Regions from separate parts of the Mus musculus genome. Here region 2 is linked to region 1. A link is a loop called in an ENCODE intact Hi-C map of the cell type or tissue named here. Cell type or tissue: left cerebral cortex. All regions are shown on one strand. Each heading gives the region's core, and the rest is flanking DNA. Links, peaks and the distances in the headings are about the cores only.

The links. Peaks named below come from ENCODE experiments on the same cell type or tissue, not always from the same donor. Only the 100,000 strongest peaks of a DNase experiment are listed, where the experiment ranks them.
Region 2: it touches region 1 in a loop (5-fold over the local background); 2 of 42 quality-filtered maps call a loop at or near these places.

Annotation. Positions count from the first base shown.
Region 1 is chr11:71,648,667-71,656,290 of GRCm38, reverse strand. Gm33964 (a long non-coding RNA gene) reads right to left here and starts at 6,272. Exons shown (of 4, transcript XR_879992.2): 1 at 5,810-6,272; 2 at 5,092-5,166. In left cerebral cortex, for the core only: no CTCF peak of the experiment used is centred there; DNase peaks (open chromatin) are centred at 3,324, 3,727, 4,093 and 4,312; H3K27ac peaks cover 2,244 bases.
Region 2 is chr11:71,587,644-71,595,267 of GRCm38, reverse strand. No RefSeq gene overlaps it. Among named protein-coding and RNA genes, the nearest start is that of Gm33351, 17 kb to the right of the region's middle. In left cerebral cortex, for the core only: no CTCF peak of the experiment used is centred there; a DNase peak (open chromatin) is centred at 4,051.

The DNA of each region.
Region 1 (7,624 bases), core at 1,552-6,551:
AGTTATATCAAGAAGTGCTTGCAAGGCACCTAGCAAACTCTTCACTAACCCAAATTTCAAAGCAAAATGAAACAAAAAAGTCTTAGCAAACTGGAAGTTAATAGGAGTCTCCTTAACTCAATAACGCTCTCTATAAGAGTCTGCGGATAACTCACACGTAATGCAGGGAAAGTCAACACTTTGCCACTAGGACCCCAAGCAAGCCAAGCTGGCCTCTTTTCGCTGCTCTTCTTGTGATTAAACTGAAGAGCAGACTAATGAATCAAAATATAAAATAGAAATGAAAAGTATGCAGATGGTGAAAGTAGGCACGAAGCTGTCTTTGTATGTAGAGATATTTGATCGTCTATTTAGAAATTCTAAAAATATGTTTAAAACCTCTTGAAACTAATTCATATAGCACGCCTAGAAGGTTAAGTGTTAGTACCCAAAAGGCAATTAATTTCCTATTCAAGGGAAGTGAACAGGTAAATTTAAAAAAGAAAACCCCACAATGCTGTGTATATAAGCATGCTCAAAAGCACTTTGATTTAAATATAATAAAATAATGTAAAGTCTCTGTGAAGAAAACTATAAAACTCTGAGAGAAATTAAAGAATCAAATGGAGAAACAGACACTGTTCATGAATAGAAAACTCAGTGTTGAGATGTTGGTCTTCTCAACCTGTTGTATAGATTCAATCCACTCAACCAAACTCGTTGCAATTTATTTTGTGGGTATCAATAAAGAAAGTCTAAATTAATATAAGGAGACCAGTGGTCCAGGATATCCCAGAGGATACTGAAGAAAGAACAGAACTGGAGATTTAATTTTCTCTGAGATGTGACAGGGAGTCACAGTATTTGTGAAGGAATAAATCAGTGAATCAATGGAAAGGAATAAAGATACCAGAAATAAGCCCACGTAATCTAATGAAGTGATCTGTTCTCATTGATTCTCTGTGGCTGGGATAAAAACAGGACACAAAGCAGACTCCAGAGGAAAGGATTTATCTCAGCTTCCGGGTTGCAGACCATCCTGAAGGGAGTCAGAGCAGGAACTCAAGGCAGGAGCCCAAAGGCAGGAACCAAAGCAAAGGCTATGGAGGATGCAGCTTTCTGACTTGCCAGCTAGCTTTCTTACGTTAACATTGGTCCCCTACCTGAGGATGGACCTGCCTACAATGGGCTGGATACTACCACATCAATTAGCAATTAAGAAAAAAAAGTGTCTCGTGGAGGCAGAGACAGGCTGATCTCTGCAATTCTAAGCCAGCCTGGACTTCAAAGCAGTTGCAAGACAACCAGGGCTGTTATGCAGAAAAACCCTGACTAGCAAAACAAAGCAAACAAGCAAGCAAGCAAGCAAGCAAGCAAACAAGCAAGCAAGCAAGCAAACAACATCAAAAAGAAACAAAACAAATAAAAAACCCAAAATAAACAACAAAGTCTCAGAGACGTTTCCATAGCAAAACCTGTTGGACCAAACTCCTCAGTTGAGGTTCCCTCTTTCCATGTGAGAAATTTATGACAAATTGACAGGAAGAACTAACTAGCTAACCAGCTAACCAGCTAACCAGCACATGGTCTTTGCAAGGGGCAAAGATAATCTAATGGCACAAAGATGGACTTTTCAGTAGATGTACTGTAACAACTAGAAGTCTACAAGCAAAAAGGAAAAAGGGAAATTAAAGAAAAGAAAGGGGAAGAAAAGAAAGAAAGAGAGAGAGAAAGAGAGAGAGAAAGAAAGAAAGAGAGAGAGAAAGAAAGAGAGAAAGGAAGGAAGGAAGGAAGAAAGAAAGAAAGAAAGAAAGAAAGAAAGAAAGAAAGAAAGAAAGAAAGAAAGAAAGAAAGAAAGAAAGAAAGAAAGGAAAAGAAAGAAAGAAAGGCAGGAAGGAAGAAAGGCAGGCAGGCAGGCAGGTAGGGAGGAAGGAAGGAAGAAGACAAATTTACCACTCCTTTTCAGAAAAAATACTTCCAAGATGGGTCCATGGACATAAATGTAAAACCTCAAACTGAAAATAAAAGTCTTAGAAAACATTATAAAAGAAAATTAAAATAATTTAGATGTCTTTCAGTTCAATGATGACATGTTACAACACACCAGAGAAAATTACAAAAAAAAAAGAGTTGATAAGTATAATTTGACAAAAATTTTAATTTCTGATCTGCAAAATATACCTCAAGGAAATAAAGGGGTCTCAAAGGTTGATCATGTCAAATGATGGCAAGATCTTAGGGACCCCAGGTATTCCTAGTCCCTGCTGATGGCAACCCAGTAAGGTTTGGCTACCTTGGAACTCAGCTCAGAAAAGTGAAAACTTCATTCCTTGATAGTTACTCAAAGGGACTGAAAACTTATATCTATATATATGTATAAAAACACCCGAACATGAGTGTTTTTAGAATTTTTATTCAAAATTGCCCAAAATTGGAAGTAACCAAGATGTCCATCAGTTGGTGAATGGATAAGTGAGCTGTGATAAATCTAAGCAATGAAATATTATCCAACAACCAAAAGTAATGTGCTATCAAGCCATGAGAAGACACAGGAAAAACTTAAATTTGTATCACTAACTAGAATAAACTGGTATGGAAAAGCTTGTATGTTTATTATATAATGTCAACTGTATGACATTCTGTAAAAGGCAGTATTATGGGAATGGTCAAAAGATTAGCAGCTACCAGGGGTCAGGGTAGAGGGAAGGATGTTCAGGATGATGAAACTACCTCATAATTCTATAATGACGGACATTGTAAATCTGCTAAACTCAGAGTGAGTGGAGTGAACCCTGTTATAAATTGGAGAGACACCAGATCCATAATTATTAAACACTTTCCACTCTGATGGGACAAGTGATTTCTATCTAGCGATGTTGGGATTCATACAGGTCCAGGAAAGCTGACTCTATTGCCTGTCATTCTGGGATGCTTATCCTGGGTAGACAGGACCTCCATCCGTCAGGTGGAAGCCAAGGTGAGTACCTGGCCAGGGTTGGCCTGATCAGAGCAGTGGTGTCCCTTGCAGTGGCTCTTGGGACAAGGCTTCATTTCTCCTTTTTGTGTGGATGAGAGGACAACCCACTCAGCTGGCCTGGAGAGAAGCCAACCTTAGGGACAAGCGACCAAGAAGATGGCTCTAAACAGCATGCATTTGTACACAGAATCTCTACCTTTTTCCTCAATTTTCCTCGGAGCCTAAAATGCCCTAACAAGCAGTCTCCTTTAAACAAAAGAAAAACAACTGACAAATTACTTGAATATTCAACAAAAGAGAAGTAGTTATGCAAAGAAAACCCAACAGCAAAACATTATGCAACCACGGAACTGACTACAAAGATACTATTTTTGAGGGAAAATGGCTCTGACAGAAAATTATACATTTGGAATGTGCGAGGATGCGCAGATACCAATAGAGAACACCTGAGTGAAGGAATTCAAATGACTGCTGCTTTTCTGGGCTATACTTTTCTTCACCATCTACGATGCTCATATACTACTTTTAATGAGAAGAAAACGATTTGCTGCCTTCCGTGGGCCCTTGAGGAGTTGATTTCCTCAACTCTGCACCCCTCATTAACCAGGTTGAGCTTTAGGAAGCTGGTCCAATGTGCTCCCTCCCAGTCCCTGCCTAACACAGCCCAGCAGGGAAGTCGTCTGGATGAGACTCGAGATCCAATAAAAGCACTACAGCCGTGCCTTCTCCTTGGAGCTTTTGCTACAAATTCTCAACACAGCAGATGAGCAACCTCCCCAAGCCTTTGACTCCTCTGCACTGCCGAGTTCTCTTTGCATGCACATTCTGGATACATGGAAAACATCCAGACTATTACTAACCAGGGCACTCTAGGTGCCTTCGACTGAGCTCCTTGCACTTTTGAGCCCAGGTCCTCACAGGTCACCATAAAAGATGAATACAGATTGAGGATGTTTTCAAGAAACACAACAGCTAGAATGGAAATCTAACACAACTTGCCTTCAACAATAAAGGAAAATTCCGGAGGTGGCAGGCTTTAGGCACAATGTGATCCAATTGTTCTGGATGGCTCAGAGCCCTCGCTTTGTTTTCTCCAAGTTCTTGGCTCTATTTTGTCCTCGGGCTAGCTTATTTCTGGGCCACAGCAACTGAGTAGGCTGCTCTCTCATTCACACAGTGCCCACTCAGAAGAGAGGATGCCTCTCTCAAGAACCCCAGAAGAACCCCTTGCTCTGGCTGGGCCGGGTCTGACTAGACATTCACTGTGAGCTGTGACCTGAGGGGTGGAGGAATGGACAAATCTACACAAGTCAGGTGTCCCAGCAGGCTGGTAGTATAGTCACTTTCCTCCAGAGTCATGTGGGTTCCAAGACAGAAGTTACCACCTCCACTTAGAGGAAACTGGAACCAGAGGAGGCTCCCACACATGTCCATCATGGCAATGCTGTTCTGTGAAACTGCTCCTTTGCAAATGTAGACAAAGAGTTGTTTTTGCCAGCATTAACAGCCAGACTTTTTACTCAGAAAATGCTTATCATCAACTTACAGATCTAGTTACATGGAGCATTTTAATATTCGTAATTGAATTTTTATATAAAAACATTTCTTATTTCATTGTTTCTGGCACTTCAAGGAAATGAATATCTCAAGAATATTGATTCAAAATACTTCAATAGCCCAAGAAAATAAAGATTAGGAAACTAATTATAGCTTTTCCTTTTGAAAAGAAAAGATGAGTTTAATAAACAGGCCAATGAAATCGATGTATGAAGATGGACTCCCTCCTGGAGGCCTTATTAGCATTTTCTAAGTTCTCCCCTGTGCCCTGAATGTCCTTTCTCTTTCCCATCCACTGAAAATCACCTCTCATGTCAGCAGCCCCTTCACATAGCCTCTTTTCGGGTCATCCCCACTGTTCTCTCTACTGCTGTACCCCTTAGTCTCTCCTGTGAGTGTACACTGGTCCTGGTACTCTCTCTCTGCCTCAAAGAATGTTCACTACCACCTTGTCTGCTACACCATAAAACATTGTCATTTCATAGAGGAAGGATTCAGACAAGGGAGGATGCTAATCAGGGAGAAGTCCCTCGAGAATGACCAAGGGATTTTCAAACCCAATTCCCAGCAAATCCTACCACATCAAGTGGTCTCCAGTGAACAATATTCTGCAGAAATTGGAGGATAAGAGCTGTGATCCAGGCGGGTACTCACTGGGTAGAAGAAGAGGAAGAAAAAGAGTCAGGGATGAAAGTAGAACAAAGCAACAAGGAAACCCAGATCCTGCCAGGAATCCCTGGGTGGGGTTTAGAGATGGGTTTGGGGTTTCTATCCATAACAGGAACCCTGAACAACTGGTCCCTCATACCTTGAAGTCTCATGTGATGGAATAGACACCCAAGAAGTAATTAGACACCTGAAAAGTAGGTTGTCATTTGGTTATAAAGGGTCATAGAGAATTTTAATTCTCTCTCTCTCTTTACCCCATCTCCATCCCTCCCTCCCATCTCTTCCTCCCTTGATCTTTCCACCCCCTTTCCTTTCTTTCTTCCTTTCATCTCCCCTTTCTTCCTCTCTCTACCCCACAAATAAGCTAAGGAAAGGCCACCCTCCTCGGTTACCCTGGTTCTCCCACCTCTTCTGGCCTTCTGAAAGCTGGTAACTGTATGCTGCTGCCAATCCAGTGTACCAGCAGTTCCTTGGACATTTATATCAAGGACCAGCCAAGCTCACTCATCTAAATGCCTTCCATACCTACGTTTGTGCCGGAAAGGCAGAGCCTGGCATTGCAACAGACAATAGGCGATCCATAATCCCAAGAGCATTTACTCTTACCCACTGCAAAAGGTTACTTACCCTCTTCAGCCTTGGCACTCTTCGGAGAGAGAGTTGACTACCCCAGTGACCTTTCTGCCTCTCCCTGACGTCTCCAAGGACGACCCCAGTGTGGCTTCCCAGGTTCGCCTTGTATACAGTGTTTCCACCAACGAAGCACCAGTTTAAGAGACTCTCACCTGGACATTAACTCACCTTGCCCTGAAATGCTGACAGGACTTAGACATCCTGGTCCCATAAATCATTCCCCTAACAAAACACAAAATCATCCTTCAGATACCCTTTCACTCAAAGTGTTTGTCCACTGCTAGCTGATCTGACCCAGCTCTTACAAAACTCCTGGACACCCCCCCCACCCCACCCCCCCACACACACTCTGACCACCAAAAGAAGCCACCAGCTTTGGGAAACTCATTTGAAAATTGAAAAAAAAAATGCTGACAGCATCGCTCCTCTTTCTGAGTGCTTTCTCTTCTTACAGAATAAGACAGAAAGTTGAAGCTGCTATTCAGACGAGAAAATTCCCTTTTGTAGTTCAAACAAGGAGAAGAGGCAGCATAAAGTGTGCTCTCGGAAGCTAATCAGCCCTGCTGCTCAGCCCTGCCATTTGGACTCAAGGGAAGAAGGCACTAGTTTGAAAGGCATCCTGGAGAGCAGGGGGCCTGGCAGTGGCTTTGAAGCAATTTTCAAAGCAGGTAGAGTCTGGTCAGGGCTGTGAGAGGTGTCCTCAGACCTGAGCTGGCAGAGCTGCCTCAAAGGCAGTCTTGAGGTCACAGAAGAGCCTGGCTGTAGCACCTCCTATGAGATGCTGGGCTGTGACCCCCCTTTCAACCATGCAAATTTGGAAAAAGCAACTTTCTTCTTGGAGACACAGAGGTTCTTTTAAGCAAACGAGACTGCACCATGAGCTCACTGAGCTGGCATATAGAACAATAGCCTCTGGCTCAGGATGGTTCAACTCAGGGTAATTTTCATCTTTGCCGTGTTACAAAAGGAATGTTTGCCACTGGAAGCCATGTTTTAGTTTGAATTTTGGAATTTTTCCAGCCTAGCAATATTTCCAGTCTGGATATTTCTCAAGATGCTGATCGGCAGTAGTGAGCCACAGCACCAGGGAAAGCAACAGACATACTAATGTGCATTGTGTTGCTAAGTTCAGATTCTCACTGGTCAAGGGAATTGGATGCACTTTAAACTGATGAAGCTAGCTCTAATTTGCAATGTGGTTGTGGGGCATTAGCTCAATCATAGGTGTACTGGTTAGTTTTTGTCATTTTGACACAAAATACAGCCACCTGGGAAGAAAGAACCATAATTGAGAAACTGCCTCCAACAGATTGGCATGTAGACAGTTCCGTAGGGCATTTTCTAGACCAGTGATTGAGGTGAGAGGGCCCAGGCCATGGTGAGCAGTGCTACCCTGGGCAAGTGATCCTAGGCTGTATAAGAAAGCAGGCTGAGCAAGCCAGAGTCAAAGGGCCAGTATGCAGCACTCCTCCGTGGCCAGCCTCTGCATCAATTCCTGCCTTCAGGTTTCTGCCTTAAATTTCTGCTTTGACTTCCCTGAGTGATGGGTTGGGATCTATGAGTGAAAAGAATCTTCCCATCCTCTGTTTACTTCACTAGCTTTTGGGGCCTAAGGCAAACTAAAATCTCATGTAGTAGCCAACTTTATTCAGAGCATCTGATAATTTATACTCTGAGGGTTAAGAGAGGCCACCTGAGTAAGGTGTTCAATCACAAGGTCAAGCCACATGTAGCAAAACCATGTTTTTCCACAGAGGCCTATGAATGTAACAGTGGAAGTAAGCTTACTCCTGTTCCGTATGCCCACGA
Region 2 (7,624 bases), core at 1,291-6,290, 61 kb after region 1:
TATTCTTGGGCTGTTTTGTTGTTCTCTTTCCTCTGTGTCATAGTGGGGACAGCACATCCCCAGGCTAGGGGCCTAGGAGGACACTGAAAGAAATGTGCTCGGGTCTGAAATGGGGTAGCGCCCCACCCCCATTCAAAAGCTAGCTTCTTGGCAACCTCAAACAGCATGCGGCACTTTATCAATCTAATGTGCTTTATAAACATTCAGGTCTTTTTCCCTCTGAGCACCTGCTATTGTGCCTAAGGCGTGACTGGTTCATTCACTATATATATTTATCATTTCTGGATGCTTATGGAAACAGGGAGCCTTAACACTTGTGGATCCAAGCACTTGGCATATATGCAGTTACTTAATAAGCATTCATGGAATCAAGCAGCTAGAATATGCTTTGTAGTGAACCAGGCCTTGGTTCAAATTCTGTCTGTGCAACTGGGACTCTATGACTTAGTTTTATTGACATCTTGCTCCTAAGCCCCAGCCCTGTTTCTGAATGTTGTAGAATGGGACTTATGCCTCCGAGAGGGGCTCAGCAGTTGGTCCATCCTCCATCTGTGGCTGAATGGGGAGCATCCCAGACCTTGGCAGGGCATTTGCAGTCTCTGTGATGGTGCTAGGGAGGAAGCGGTATGTTTAAACATCACAGGCTGCAATTCTAGGGCACGAAGCTGGATGCTGGGCTAGCATTCGGAAGCACTCTTTCTGCATGAATGGACTCTCAACAGAGGAAGTGATTTTAATCAGTTGAAGGAACAAGAAATCCATCTATCTTCCATTGTTTAAGGGAAGAATTAATCTCAGAAGTGGGGTGGTGAGGGTGGAGATGAGAGGAAAACCGGAGCAGATTTAAATGATAAGGAGAGAATTCTCCATAATGCACTAGAAGAGGCCACTGGGGCTCAGGCAGCACAGGGCCAGCGGTCATCATTGTGTGTGCCCTTCTCAGTGGGAGGAATACTGGGTAATGGCAATGATCATAACAACCACCTTTGCAGGTTCCAAAATACTTCCATATTCATTGTCTCATACAATTTTCATAAGAACCATTTGGGGTCAGCATCACTCAGTCCATGTACAAGTAAGGGTACAGAATCACAAATGCCCCGCTGACACGGCCTGCAGCTGGACCAGGGTCTTTGTCTGGATTGATTAGAACAAGCTTCATGTCTTTGACACTTTCTCTAGGTGTGTAGGTTTTATTCATGATAGCAGACATATAACAGTGAATTCTACTCCAGATTCCTTTACTGTGGCGGTTTGTATATGCTTGGCTGAAGGAGTGCCACTATTTGGAGGTGTGGCCTTGTTGGAGTAGGTGTGACACTGTGGTCTAGGGTGTGGGCTTTAATACCCTAGGCCTAGCTGCCTGTAAGTCAGTATTCTGCTAGCAGCCTTCAGATAAAGATGTAGATTGCTCAGCTCCTTCTGCACCATGCCTGCCTGGATGCTGCTATGTTCCTGCCTTGATGATAATAGACTGAACCTCTGAACCTGTAAGCCAGCCCCAATTAAATGCTGTCCTTGTAAGAGTTGTCTTGGAAGCCGGGCGTGGTGGCACACGTCTTAAATCCCAGCACTTGGGAGGCAGATCCAGGCAAATTTCTGAGTTTGAAGCCAGCCTGGTCTACAAAGAGAGTTCCAGAACAGCCGGGGCTACACAGAGAAACCCTGTCTCGAAAAAACCAAAATGGTGTCTGTTCACAGCAGTAAAACCCTAACTAAGACATTTACCCATATTAGTTAACAATGCCAATAGTACCCCACCTTGAGTTTCTTCCCAGTCTTACCCACATGTCCTTCAAAGGTAACCATCCATTAGTTCTGAGATGTGGGCTTCTGCTCATTGGCATGTTTATTACATATAGCCAGAGTTCATTTGTAGTACAGTGTGTGTTATACTTAAATACCATGTTCTAGTTTGAAAAGCAGCTGTGTAGAACATGTGTATGACTTTTTTATTTTATTTTATTTTATTCTACTTTATTTTTGGTTCTTCGAGACAGGGTTTCTCTGTGTAGCCCTGGCTGTCCTGGAACTCTCTTTGTAGACCAGGATGGCCTCGAACTCAGAAATCCACCTGCCTCTGCCTCCCGAGTGCTGGGATTAAAGAGGAGTGCCACCACTGCTCGACCAGGAGTATGAATTTATCAATCAGTCTCTAAACTCTAACAGCAGTCTCAGTTACTCACTCCATCTTGCTAACACTTGGTACTGACAGTGTTACAAATTAATCAGTCTGGTGGGAGTTGAATGGTATTCCACTGTGGTTTGGATGGGTTGTTTATTTGCTTCTTTGTTTGTTGAGACATTGTCTTACTATGTAGCTCTGGCTGGCCTGGAACTCAGAGAGATCAGCCTGCTCTGCATCCTGGATGCTAGAAGTGAGGCAGGAACCTTCACGATGGTCTGTGCTGTGGTTTTAATAGAAGTGCGTTTCTGACGTTTGTCAGTGCTTCAAACACCTGCTGTTGTAAAATGACTCATCTGATGTTTCATCCATTTCCTCATTGATTTATGAGGGTTATTTATAGATTCTGAAAATGAATCTTTTATTGGAAATATAAGTTATAGCCAAGAGAAGAGGGCTGAGATTATATTTTCGCCAGACGGTTAGAGAGCTGTCTCATGAGTTTCTACAAAGGAAGCACTCCTTGTACTAGAGTGTGCTTCTAGACTCTGTCTAGATTCTTTCCATCACTCCGCTTGCTTCTTGTCCAGCAGCAAATTGCTTTAACTACTGAATCCTTAGTATTTCTGTACTTAATGAGGCTGAACCACTTTTGTGTTAGTTTTCCCCATCAGAACTTTCTAGCTATTTTTGCAGGCTTTGTGCCCACATACGCTTTGGTTTCATTTTACCAGATTCTCAAACAACCTTGTGAAATTTTAGTTAGGATTTTCTTCATTAGTTAATTTTGAAGCTGTACTAGTCCCTCCAATATCTAATAGTACCATAAACAGCAAGGTCTTCGTTATTGTTGGAAGTATCCTTCTCTATGACCCTGAAGACCAGGCATCTTCCTAGGGGGCACAATTGGCCCGAGCTAACATCCTGAACTTTCAAGTGCATATTTTTAGCATCAGGAAAACTGTTCATCTTGGATATTAATGTTGGAACCTACCAGTTTCCTCATTTCTCCCATTGTTTCTGACAGTCTTTTGGTCAGTTGTCTTGAGACCTATAATCACATCATTTGTACAGAGCCATACCAGACCTCCTCCGCATTCTATTGTCTGTGCTATGAGGACAAGGAGAGCTACTGCAGGGGCTACAAGGGAATTCACTCAGGAGGCCATGGAGGAAATGTTCACTCTAGGTTGCTCAGACCCAACACTACTAACATTTTGAGCTGGATAAATCCCCATCGATTGACCTTTCCTAACTTCTGGAGCTGAGATCCACTGGCAGAAGAAAGGCAGCTGGATTCCAGGACCCCAGAACTGCCTATAGCCAAATGGTCTAGAAGGAAGCTATCTCCTCAGATCTCTTCAGTTCAAATCCCCAGCTAGGGACACTGATATTTTCTTTGTTTGGAGCATTGAAAGTCTGTTCATATCTCAGACAATCTCTTCATTAAGCAGTAGGAAAATTATACCAACCAATATGGGACTATGGGAGCCCTGCCTCAGGACAGAGGAACAAGCAGTGAAAGCCAAGTCTTGGCTACCCACAAGGAGGGAAGTCAGTCTAACCATCTACTCCCAAGACGTGAGGTTGGTCAGCTTATTTCAATGAAGCAACAGAGATCAAGTGCATTAAACAGCCCTCTCTGGCAGCTACGACGTCTGCCCTATGCTAATCGCCATAGGTGGATTAATATAAGATGGTATGCCTTAGTAACCAATTTCGTAAGTTTTGAAGGCCTCTGTTTTGGGGGATGGGGGCCACCTAACAGCGGTGCTTTATTCTTTGCGTGTGCTATGGAAACGTCTGCCATTGTTTCATTTACATTTTTCTTCCCTCTTAACCATGGTCACAAGTGAGATCTGTCTAACGTTTTTCTATTTTTGTGCTTTGTCAAATTTGGGTATCTGTGCTATGCTGGTTTTGGAAAAGAGAGAGAGAGAGAGAGAAAGCATTTGGAAGCCTTCGCTCCTTCTCTAGGCTCTGGGAGAGTTTAAATAGTATCAAAATCATCTGTTACTTGAACATTTGAAAGAACTTACCTTTGAGACCATCTGGACTTGGTGCTTTTGAGGAGAAGTTGTTTTTTATGACTTTCTCAAATTCTTTCGTTGTTTCTAATATAAAATTTGCTTCTTATGGAAGTTTCGGATCAGTTTTGATCACTAATAGTTCTTAGAAAATACTTCTTTAATTCATCTTTCAAATTTAATTTCACTAAATTTTTTATTGAAAAGAACTTTTATGCAATATATTTTGATCATATTTTTCCCTCTTCTAACTCCTTTCAGATCCTCCCTGACTCTGCTTTATGTTTTTTCTCTGCCTTTCAAAAACACCCCACAAAAACACAAAAATAAAAATCAAAACAAAAAATAAGAAAAACAATAAGACAAAAAAAAAACCATGTCAAAAAACAAACAAAAGAGATATTCCACATTTGTGCATGCACCCTCATGAGTGTGAGTGTACACACACACACACACACACACACACACACACAAAACCCATGGAATTCGTTTTGTGTTGCCCAACTACTCCTACCTGAGCATGGAGCCTGAACTAGGGAGAGTATGGTTGTTATTCTCTGTGATGTTATACTAGAGGAAACTGATTTCCCCCTTTCCAGCTGATAACAGTTGCAAATAGCCTCTTGGTTAGAGCTGGGACCCCATCATGTTTAAACCTGTGCAGGTCTTGTGCATGCTACACCATAGTCTCTTTAAGTTCACATGTGTATAATTACTCTTGTGTCTGGAAGACACTGCTTTCTTGAAGTCATCCATTCCTCTTGGCTCTTCCAATCTTTCTACCTTCTCTTCTGATTAGAGATCCTTGAGTCTTAAGGTTAGGGGGTTTGATGAAGATATTCCATTTAGGACTGAGTACTCCAAGGCTATTGGTTAATCTCTACAATCTGACAGTAAAGCCCTACTGCTGAATACAACACCTATGTTATGAGACATGGAGAGATCAAGCTAGAACCCCTGGAGCTAGCAAGTTCTAGTGCCAGAGGGCACTTTGCATGCTACTGGAGCAGAAAGTTAATCATTAGTCTCACCCAGCTACAAACCCTGCCTGCAAGCTATGCTGGTGCAATGGTGGCACAAAGGTTATGGGAGTTACCTATAACTTTCTGATTGGATTTTAGCCCTACTGCACGGGATGGATTTATACCCAACACTGCTAGAGTGGCTAAGAAGCTGAGACTAGATAGGTTCCAAGCCTTGGGGAACATCTATTAGGATCATTCTGTTAAAGAAACACAGTAGTAACACGGACTCCTAATGATATACTGCTATACTACATACATCAGTGCCTCTCTCGACCCTTATTAGTGAAGCAGCTTCTTGGAGGATGTGGGAAATAACACAGAGACAATAGACAATTGGAGAGTGAGAGGTGTTGGAACACTCAGTCCACTAAATTTTCTTTTTTGTAAACAGAAACATCTTTTGGATCAGTAATGTTTTCCCTTATAGTAATTAGAGCTGTTTCCCAATAATTTGTCAGTTTTATTGGACAATTCTTGACCCATGTAAACTACTGCTTACATGTGTTTACCAACTCGAATATTTGTGTTTCCTAATTACTATCTTTTTTCCCAACTTCTTTGGATTTACTTAGTTGACACTTCTTGACTTTTCAAAGTAGATTCTTAGTTTATTTGTTTATAACTCTTTGCTGTGTAACACACTCCCATACTGCGGTGTTGGCTGAGCAGATAAGCTCCCAACAGTCAGCTGGGAAATGGAGAGCCATGAAGGATATTTAAAGAAGGCTGACAACTCATTAGTAAAATGACCATCAAAAGGAAGCAATGGTAAACTCAAAACACATTTTAGATTTGTATTTATTTTCAGAGAGCTATGCTTTAAGTCAGACCTGTCTTCAAGGGCCAGTATGAACAATGTTATCTGCTGACTCCAAATTAGTAGAAGGCCAGAGGGCAGTTTTTAGGTTATCTCCAGAGAGGGCCACATAAAACAAGAGCCTGACCCACCTTCGAGAAAGCTACAGAAGCTAATGGCAACAGGGGAGAGAGATGCCCTAGAGAGTCATAGAATTTCCATCCCAGGGAGCTGAAGCTCTGAGGGGCTATGAAAGGCTAGGCCAGAAGAAGTCATGCTTGAGAAATAATAGCCTTGTTAATCTAGGACTCAGCAGAGGAATTGTACTACATCTCTTGTTAAATACTTGACAGGAAGCAAATTAAGAGAGGAAAGTTTTACTTTGCCTTACAGGAAATACAGATCATCACAGTAGGTAAGTCATGATGCTAGAAGCCTGAGATGGCTGGTTACAAAACCAAAAAAAACCCAAACAAAAAAACAAAACAAAAAAACAACTCAAAGCCATTGCCCTTAATGACCCACTTCCTAAAGATCCCTTTACCTTCAAAAACAGCGCCACCAGCTGGAGAACAAGTGTTTGAACACATGAGTCTATGGGGGGACATTTCACACTCAAATCTCTTAAGGAACCTCTTAAGAAACCATGAAAATGAAACTCATTTGGAAAGGAGTTAAATTTAAACACATTCTAAGAACAACACACATGGGGCCAACTTAGAAGGGTTCAACACGCTCCTAATAATTCTCTTATATTTTCTGTACTCTATCCCTTTGCCTCCTTCCCCACAGACATAGACTCAAATGAGCTTGGAGCAGAGGAAGGCAGGAGGAGAAGTACTAGGGACTTTAAGTTGTTTAAAACAACAGTTGTAGACTGGATCAGAAGTAACTCCCAAACGTCATATGGAAGACTTGATGTCACCTTAAGAGGTGGAGTCTAGAGGGAAGTTCTTGAGGTCATAGGCTGTGTGCCCTTGAAGGAGATCAGTGGAGCCTAGTCTCTCTTCTTCATTTTCCAACTCTAGGTCATGAGGTGATTGATTCTGTCCCACTACACGCTCCTACTGTGATGTATTTCCTGACTACAGATCCCTGAGTCTAAAATCATGGAGCCAAAATTAGCCCTTGGTCTTTGTAAGTTGATTGTCTCAGGTATGGTCTTAGTGATGGAGAGCTGATGCAGCCATAATGGTTTCTGAGATGATTATAAAATACTGACCTAGTGAGAGTGACCAGAAAAGCAGCACAAGCTACATCTTCACTGGTCCTCAGCACAGAACGGGTCAATGGAATAGTCAAAAAAAAAAAAAAAAAAAAAAAGAATGTTTCCTAGTGAAAGGAGTCATGCTTGTTTGACACATTAATTATATTTGTTTGCTTTAAAAATGTGTAATTTTTCTTCAAGTTATATTTCCAAGCACCAAAGTTTGGTATTTTCATTCTTATACATCCTTCCCCTCCAGGTAGTCTTCAATATCAAGTATAATTTATTATCGGATGCAGGAGTTATTTGTAAAGGTTTCTCTTTAGTTCCAGGCAGCTGATTTGCGGGGGCTGTTTCTGTCTTGATTTTACTTCTGAGCTTTAGTGTATGGGAGTCAGATAACATGAATAAAGTAACAGAGCCCTGACTTATGCAGGAGCTGGT